Regions from separate parts of the Homo sapiens genome. Here all the other regions are linked to region 1. Evidence: chromatin contacts called from ENCODE Hi-C or POLR2A ChIA-PET data. All regions are on one chromosome and are shown on one strand. The core of a region is the stretch at or near the end of the contact, and the rest is flanking DNA. Distances in the headings are between cores, read along the strand shown. Region 1 holds the start of LINC01585 (long intergenic non-protein coding RNA 1585). Region 2 has its middle 79 kb from the start of CHASERR. Region 3 holds the start of CHD2 (chromodomain helicase DNA binding protein 2).

Region 1 (2,700 bases), core at 47-2,546:
TCTCTCTCTCTGTCTCTCTCAAAATGCCTTATTGTACTGCACTCACCTATTTTTAGATGGTGGTTGACCGCAGGTAACTGAAACCACAGAAAGCAAAACTGCAATGTGGGGGGGCTGCTTGCATGCTCCTTTCAGACCTGTTTGTGAGAGAGTTTTAACTGGAGGGTATCTAAATAATCAGAGAGTGGGAAGAGAAAGGGGTACTCACTTTTTATAGTTTTGTATTGTTTGTGAATGTTTTCTATTTCATATGTTTTGTAATTAAAGCCAAAAAGGGTAATGACAAAAAGGAAAAAAAATGCTATGTGTCTGGCTTTTGGGAAGTTATTAGAGGGAGTGGAAATTCTACCACCTCCTATTGCTAAATCTCATTAAAGTGCCCTTGAAATCAACCCAAACCAACTCTCAGGCACGGCCAGAACAACGGAGGCAGAGCAGAGCTCAGGATCCTGAATCCACACCCCCCGGCCACTCCTGGTGGGAAGAGAAGAAGGGGGCTCGTTTCCTGTGGTTCCCACCCTACCTGGCTGGAGAGGCTGATGTGGGGCGAGGTGTGACCACCAGTGCATGTAGGAGGCGGAGAAGGCAGTTTCTCCCACTGGCCGGTGCCCTGGGCCCAGCCCAGGACGGGGAACTAGGACAAGAGCCCAGCCCTCCAGCATCAGGTCTGGCGTGGCTCTGGGAGGAAGGAGGAAGAAAACTCACCCATGTCACCCCAAGTCATGGGGCATTTCCAGTGAGCACATACAGACTTAGGAACCCGGGAGAAAGCCTGGAGGCTAGAAAAGCTGAGACCACAGTCAGCTGGGCTGCAGATCTTTGCTCCGCCTTCCTCCAGACAGCACAAGTGACTCAGCCCTCCCCAGGGTGCTGCTTCTCGCTCTGACACCACGATTTGGCCTCCTCTCACTCACAACTCTATCTCCTCTCTGTGTCATTCCTCCTACTCAGGGCCGATAGTCAAAATATCAAACCACTAATAAAGCATGGGCACCTGCCAGTCAGACTACACACCAGCTGGGAACAATGGCTAGAGGTAGCAAATTGCCCCAAAACTTAGTGGCATGAAACAACAAACATTTGTTACATAACACACTAATGGGTCAGGAGTTTGGGTGGTTCTGGCTCAGGGCCTCTCATGAAGTTGTCAGCATGTCAGAGTTGGAACCATTTGAAAGCTTGGCTGGGGCTGGAGGATCCTCTTTCAAGGTGTCTCATTCACAAGGCTGTCGGCAGAAAGCCGCAGTGCCTCCCCAGTGTGTGGGCCTCTCCATAGGGCTGCTTGAGTATCTTCACAACATGGTGGCTGGCTTCCCCAGAGGGAGACATTTGAGAGACCAAGGCAGAGTCACAATGTCTTTTATGACCTATCCTTGAAAGTTATATACCGTCACATTGCAGCATCCTATTGGGTCAGCCCTAGTCAATGTGAGAGGGGCTACACAAGAGTGTAAATACAAGGATGCAAGGATCACTGGAGGATGTTTTGGAGGCTGGCTACCCCAGGTACTATATTATGTCCTGTTTAAAACTCTCTAATGGCTTCCCACTAACCTCAGAATAAAATCCAAATGTCTTACCATGATCTGCAAGGCCTGGCATGAACTGACTCCTACCTACTTTCCAATCTCATTATGTTCCTCTTTATTCACCTGCACTAAACTCCAAACACATCAACCCTCCCTACATCCATCAACATCTGAAGCTCATCCTTTACATTTTCTGCTCCCCGTGTCTAGAAGTCTCCTCGCCCAGATCTTTCTATGGCTAGTTCCTTCTCATTGTTTGGGTCTCAGCCTAACGTCACCTCCTCAGAGAGGCTTCACTGACCCCTTATCAAGTGTAGCCCTCACCCCACCTGTCACTCTGTCTTACATCACCTTGTGCTGACCTCCTCCTAGCACTGATCTCTATCTGAAAGTAATTTATTTGATTATTGCTTTTCTCCCTTCGTGTACTGGTAGGAGTCCTTAATTACAAGCAACAGACTGCTCTTTAGCTGCTTTTAAGCTACAGAGGAACCTATTAAAGGATAGGAGGTGCCTCATAAAATCTTAGCGAAATCAGAGAACCAGGCTCAAAGGCCATTTACCTGCACTGGTTCTTTCTGCTGCTGCCTCTGGGATCTGCTGTCATCCTGACAGAAAGGACTCCAGTCATCTGCTTCTCAGTGTCACTTAGCCTCATGCAGGAGCAGCCAACGGGTGGTGTCTTAAGTTGTATGCTGTGCCCAATCTTCAAGAGAGATGGGGAAAGGTTCTGGCTTCCATCATAAGCAGGTGTGAGTTCATAAGGTAGGAAATTCGCAAAATAGGAAGACTGTTCCATGGGCTGGGGAAGCCAAAGAGAGCTGATGCTATTTGGCCTCGACAGTCCACGCCTTTAGCTGCTTAATGTCATCAGCCAGCCTTCCTCCATCCTTACGCTTACTAACAGCAGAACCCAACAGCAAGCTGAGAGATGCTTCTCAATAAGAAAATAATTGGGAAAAGAGTTCATGGCTTTCGGGCCGGGCGCGGTGGCTCACGCCTGTAATTCCAACACTTTGGCAGGCTGAGGCTGGTGGATCACGAGGTCAGGAGTTCGAGACCAGCCTGACCAACACGGTGAAACCCCATCTCTACTAAAAATAGAAAAATTAGCTGGGTGTGGTGGCACGTGCCTATAATCCCAGCCACTCGGGAGGCTGAGGCAGGAGAA
Region 2 (2,700 bases), core at 83-2,582, 2.1 Mb before region 1:
TCATTGTTAGATAAATAAAAAAAATCAAAAGAGATGTAGAAATAGAAGTTTGATGAGAGTTCAGAGGAAAAAGATTTCTTTTTCTTTTTTTCCTGAGGCGGAGTCTTACTCTGATTCCCAGGCTGGAGTGCAGTGGCACGATCTTGGCTCACTGCAACCTCTGTCTCCTTGGTTCAAGCGATTCCAGAGGAGAAAGATGTTAATGTTTGTTTTGTACCTAGAACCTCATCGCTGGATGGGATTGTAAAGATCTGTGACTATTTTACACATTTGTTCTTTTTTTTTTTTTTTTGAGACAGAGTCTTGGTCTGTTGCCCATGCTGGAGTGCAGTGGTGTGATTTCGGCTCACTGCAACCTCTGCCTCCTGGGTTCAAGTGATTCTCCTGCCTCAGCCTCCTGAGTAGCTGGGATTACAGGTGCACGCCACCAAGCCTGGCTAATTTTTGTATTTTTAGTAGAGACGAGGTTTCACTCTGTTGGTCAGGCTGGTCTCGAACTCTGACCTCAGGTGATCTACCTGCCTCGGCCTCCCAAAGTGCTTGGATTACAGGTGTGAGCCACTGCACCTGGCCTCCCATTTATTCTTAGCAGTAACAGTTGGTCCCTGAAATTAGGAAACTGACTCTATTGTGATCTTCCAAGAGCTACATTGTCCAGCCCCTGGGCCTGTACATCCTTATGGAGTGAAGACTGACAGTTTTCCCTTAGGTCAGTGGAGCTACAGTGGCGTGTTGGAGTCAGCTGCTCAGAATGATGATGCACTTTTCTTTCCAACTTTGGTTTCAATGACATCATGTTGGTAGCTTGAAACTGGCCATAGCAGGGGTATTTACACCACAGGAATAGGTAAACACTACATATTAAGGCTTTTCCCCTTGGAGATGCCTTGTTAAATATTTACCAACACTCCACTGCCTGTTACAACACAGCAAAAGCCCCTCTGAGAGAAGGCCAGAGAATGTACCTAACTCCTCCCAGGTTGTCCAGTGTTTCATTGTCCCTGGACTGAAGAGTCCCTCAGTGGCCTTTGCTGAGATATTTCAACACCCTAGTCTCTTAAACTGTAAACAAAGGAGAGTCATGAGTTATTTCTGGGTGAGTCAGTCCAATATTGCACAAGCATTTCTGGGGGTAGTAGAGGGGAGGCAAGAGGGAAACTGGGTAGGCTGGGGAGCTATCTAACTGCCCAAGACACTTGAATCCTAAACAAACGGGAACTAAATGAGAGGTGGGAGGGACATAGTCTTTTCTGACGGGAACTGTCTGTGACTCATTCTCTTTCAGGAGTCAGAAACTCCAAAACCTGTGGGAGTGGGGAGGGGCGAGCAGTGCGGTTTTTAGAGAGGTGTGGAGTTATTATAGGGACTCTTAAAATTCTTCTCCCTTGCTCAGTGTGGTGACTCATACCGGTAATCCCAGCACTTTGGAAGGCAGAGGCAGGAGGTTTGCTTGAGCCTAGAAGTTCAAGACCAGCCTGGGCAATGTAGCAAGACCCCAACTGTATAAAAAATAAAAATAATTAGCCAGACATAGTGGTGCATGCCTGTAGTCCCAGCTACTTGGGAAGCTTAAAAATCTACCTCCATTTAACCTGGTAGATTTGGGGATGTGTGTGGTGGGCTGAATAATGGTCTCCCAGTGATATCCCAATATGTGGAAACTGAATGTTACTTTATCTGGCAAAAACAACAAAAACCAAAACACAGGCAGGGCAAGGTGGCTCACACCTGCAATCCCAGTGAGACTCTGTCTCAAAGAAAAAAAAAAACAAAAAAACAAAACCCCAACAACTAGGGCTTTGCAAATGTGCAGGTGTGTAAGTTAAAGATCTTACTTTTAAAACAATTTTATTTTAGGGTGTGGTGGCTCACACCTGTAATCCCAGCACTTTGAGAGGCCGAGGTGGGCAGATCACCTGAGGCTGGGAGTTCGAGACCAGCCTGACCAGCATGGAGAAACCTTGTCTCTACTAAAAATACAACAAAGTTAGCCGGGTGTGGTGGCTCATGCCTGTAATCCCAGCTACTTGGAAGGCTGAGGCAGGAGAATCACTAGAACCCAGGAGGCGGAGGTTGTGGTGAGCCAGGATCGTGCCATAGCACTCCAGCCTGGGCAGCAAGAGCGAAACTCCGTCTCAAAAAAAAAAAAATTATTTTATTTTATTTTATTTTGAGATGGAGTCTTGCTTTGTAGCCCAGGCTGAAGTGCAGTGACATGATCTCGGCTCACTACGCCCAGCTTAATTTAAGGATCTTGATGCCGGGCACGATGGCTCACGCCTGTAATCCCAGCACTTTGGGAGGCCGAGGCAGGTGGATCACTTGAAGTCAGGAGTTCAAGACCAGCCTGGCCAACATGGTGAAACCCCACCTCTACTAAAAATTCAAAAATTAGCCGGGCATGGTGGCACATGCCTGTGGTCCCAGCTACTTAGGAGGCTGAGGCAGGAGAATCACTTGAGCCCGGGAGGCGGAGGATGCAGTGAGCCAAGACTGCGCCACTGCACTCCAGCCTGGGAAACAGAGCGAGACTCCATCTCAAAAAAAAAAAAATATCTTGAGATGGGGAGATGATTTTGGATGATCAGGGTGGGCCTTAAGTGTTATCACATGTATCTTCCTAAGAGGGAGGCAGAGGAAGGCTTGTCTACACACACCAGAGAATTTCTGCCACAGAGACTGGAGTGAAGTATCATCCAT
Region 3 (2,700 bases), core at 201-2,700, 2.2 Mb before region 1:
TTTCTGATATGTCTATTTACTATAATTTACTACTACAAGGCTTCTCTATGGCCCTCAGTTACAAGTTTAGATATCCTGGATTCTTCAAAGAAAAAATTTGCCTTGTATGTAAAATGGTGCAATGCAGCAATGGCTAAACCGACAAGGTCATTTTTCTGCAGTACAAAAACCTAAAAACTGAAATTTACTGACAGAAAAACTGTACATTACAGTAAAGGCCCCTTTGAATAAAGGTACCTTACCTTTTGACTGCTGTAAGAGGCCTTAAGTCACAACTCAACTTTCATAAATTGCTACCAAAAAATTAGGGTGTGGCATATTAGCAATCTCAAGGTCATGCTTTAAAAAACGAATCCAAATTAGAAAAACACAATAAAACAGACAGCAATCCATGTCTGTCAAGGTAAACAATTGTAAGCTGAGGTTTCTCCCCCAAAAAAAAAGACAAAAAGGAAGAAAGTTGATAGCTCATACCTCGATGCATTGCTGTGTAGCGAACTGTCCTCCTCTTGGCTTTTGTCCTTATTTCTCATCATCTTTTAATTCTTAAATATTAAGGGGGAGGGGGAATCTGTGTTTGCTTTGAAGTCCTGTGCCCAGGTATTTACTGTCAAAAGTTGAAAGAAAGGTAAGGTCCCGGCTTCTATCGATGCTTTTTATTATCAGGAACAAAGTCCTGACGATGTTAACGATATTGTTATAACACAACAACGGTAAGCACCAAAAAACTAAATATTTCTATTTTTTCCTTAAAAGAAAAAACAACAGGATAAACCGAACAGTGGAAGCATCACTATCAATAAGGAAACTTTCTCAAAGTAGCACACTAGATACAAATAACAATCTCTGTATCTTATTGCGTCATCCAAGAATTTCTCGTATTTACAGAAAACAAGGCAAACTTAAACAAATAAATCTTTAAAATTATCACCAATGATCGTGAACTTACCTGATCCATGTAGTATGTCCAAACCAAGAGTCCTATCTACTAGTAGAAAAATATCAGATCCCAAATAATTAAAAATAAAGGCAAAATCCTCCGTTAAAAAACGAAAAATAAATAAAATAACCCTCAAATATGTTAACTGGTCAAAAAAATAAAGCAATAATTAATACTAAAACAGGTCCGAAAGAAAAAAAACCTCATTAGGAGAGCGCACAAAAATGGAGGTGCGCCATGGCTTCTAAGCTGGAAAAAACAACGACCTGGGCTCTCAGTACGGCTGCTTCTTTCCAACAAGGCACGAAAAGAAAGCTCCTAAAAGCTGCTTTTCTCCCAAAAAAAGGTTCGAATCGACCCCAGTAAGTCCCTAGGAAAGGCAGGGGGCTACGGGGGCCCCCTGAGGCTGCCCGAAAGTTAGGGAAAGTTGCGTAAAGTGAGGCAAAGGCAGGGAGCAGAGCGCGCTCTCTCTAAGGCACAGCCGCCATCTAGAGCCTCCTTCCCAGCTCTGAGAGCTCTGCCTTTGATTGACACTCTCTACATTTACCCCACAACTCAGGTGATGTACCATAGACCCACCCCTTCATCTCCACCAAAAAAAAAAAAAGGAGAGAGAGAGAGAGAGACAGATCCTCCATCCCAGGGAGCCTAAGGACCCCCACCCCCACACCTCCCTGCCCCTCCAGACCACCCCAACAGGGGGAGGGGGGAGGGCTTCTTAACCCCCTCTGGCTCAAGCACCCTTTTTAAGCCAGAGAGAAATGTAATTTGTTCCTTTTGTCTAAAGATCTGCTAAATATTTCAGTCCTTGAGCTAAAATAACTTCCTCCCTGGACAGGAAGTGGTGTTTTATCAAGCCATTTTGAAAAAGGGATAATTCTTAGAGAATCTAAAGCTCAGCTAAGTACTAATCTTTTTAAAAATTAATCCCCCAATGGGTGAAATGATTGCTAAATAAAAGTAAAACCTTAATTTCATAATATAAATTCAAGTTTTTCCTTCTTTATGATGCCTAAAAATAATCTAAAGACAAAATTTAAGGGGGAATTTTCCATCTCCACTGGAAGAAAGGGGTAACTTTTACAACTCAAGAGCGCCTCCCTAGTGTTCAAGTTGCACTGGAGCAAAAGTTAATGCAACCAATTTTTATTCAAGAATATCCATTTTTCTTTGTTCTTTCACAAAATTCTTTAACCCATTATATAACCTTGAAAATATTACACTCCTCCCCCCAAAGAAACTTCTCATAATCACAATATATTTACTTCCCATACTGATTCAGGCAAAAATTCAAGAGTATGGTCCAAACACGATCACCTTTAAATCAGTAACCCAAGAAACTCCACGTCCAAATCCAACAGAAAACACATATCCCAACACTTCCCTTATATTTCAAATCAAGTAAGTATACACCCATTTCAACAATGTTATTAACAATAGGACATACGTGATTGCAAATTATCAAAGTAATGTCACAAAGCAAATTCTCCTAAATATCAAAACCATGAGATCCACAGAAACAAATTACTAATTCCAGAAACAATATCCTACCAAGCACTCCATTCAGACAAGCATATTCACACACCCAAAAAAATCCAATCAACTTTCCTTATTCAACATAATCTGCCAGAACCATGTCTCTCCCTCACTGAAGAAATCCACTTTAGATTTACACCAAACAAAATCAACAATGTCCAATCTAGGTAAAATCCATAATCCAAACTGTTTCAATTCCATACTCTACACACAAAGATAAATTT

Evidence for each region. A loop is a pair of places that touch in the nucleus more often than their neighbours do. ChIA-PET counts read pairs that join two places held with the same protein, here RNA polymerase II (POLR2A). Pooled maps may share reads with other maps.
Region 2: a pooled map shows a loop between it and region 1 (6-fold over the local background). The contact joins the enhancer-like site here to the promoter of LINC01585 in region 1. A Hi-C loop is called at or near these places in 1 of 37 single-sample maps with no recorded cell type and 2 of 50 pooled maps. POLR2A ChIA-PET finds 5 or more read pairs at or near these places in 1 of 52 experiments (HEK293).
Region 3: a loop to region 1 is called in a map with no recorded cell type, with 11 times the contacts of the local background. The contact joins the promoter of CHD2 here to the promoter of LINC01585 in region 1. A Hi-C loop is called at or near these places in 8 of 37 single-sample maps with no recorded cell type and 5 of 50 pooled maps. POLR2A ChIA-PET finds 5 or more read pairs at or near these places in 2 of 52 experiments (activated naive CD8-positive, alpha-beta T cell and naive thymus-derived CD8-positive, alpha-beta T cell).

The regions. Positions count from the first base shown.
Region 1 is chr15:90,658,830-90,661,529 of GRCh38, reverse strand. LINC01585 (long intergenic non-protein coding RNA 1585) reads right to left here and starts at 1,296. Exons shown (of 3, transcript NR_120371.1): 1 at 706-1,296; 2 at 47-137. The region is part of intron 2 of CRTC3-AS1 (CRTC3 antisense RNA 1); the gene reads left to right. RefSeq lists enhancers at 150-199, 340-389, 612-1,140.
Region 2 is chr15:92,802,528-92,805,227 of GRCh38, reverse strand. No RefSeq gene overlaps it. Among named protein-coding and RNA genes, the nearest start is that of CHASERR, 79 kb to the left of the region's middle. RefSeq lists an enhancer at 737-786. Within about 2 kb of position 1,332, at least 34 of the 41 ENCODE cell types and tissues checked have a DNase peak (open chromatin) inside an H3K27ac peak, as active enhancers do.
Region 3 is chr15:92,899,074-92,901,773 of GRCh38, reverse strand. CHD2 (chromodomain helicase DNA binding protein 2) reads right to left here and starts at 1,450. Exons shown (of 39, transcript NM_001271.4): 1 at 950-1,450; 2 at 475-607. The coding sequence starts at 536. RefSeq lists enhancers at 1,112-1,321, 1,362-1,431.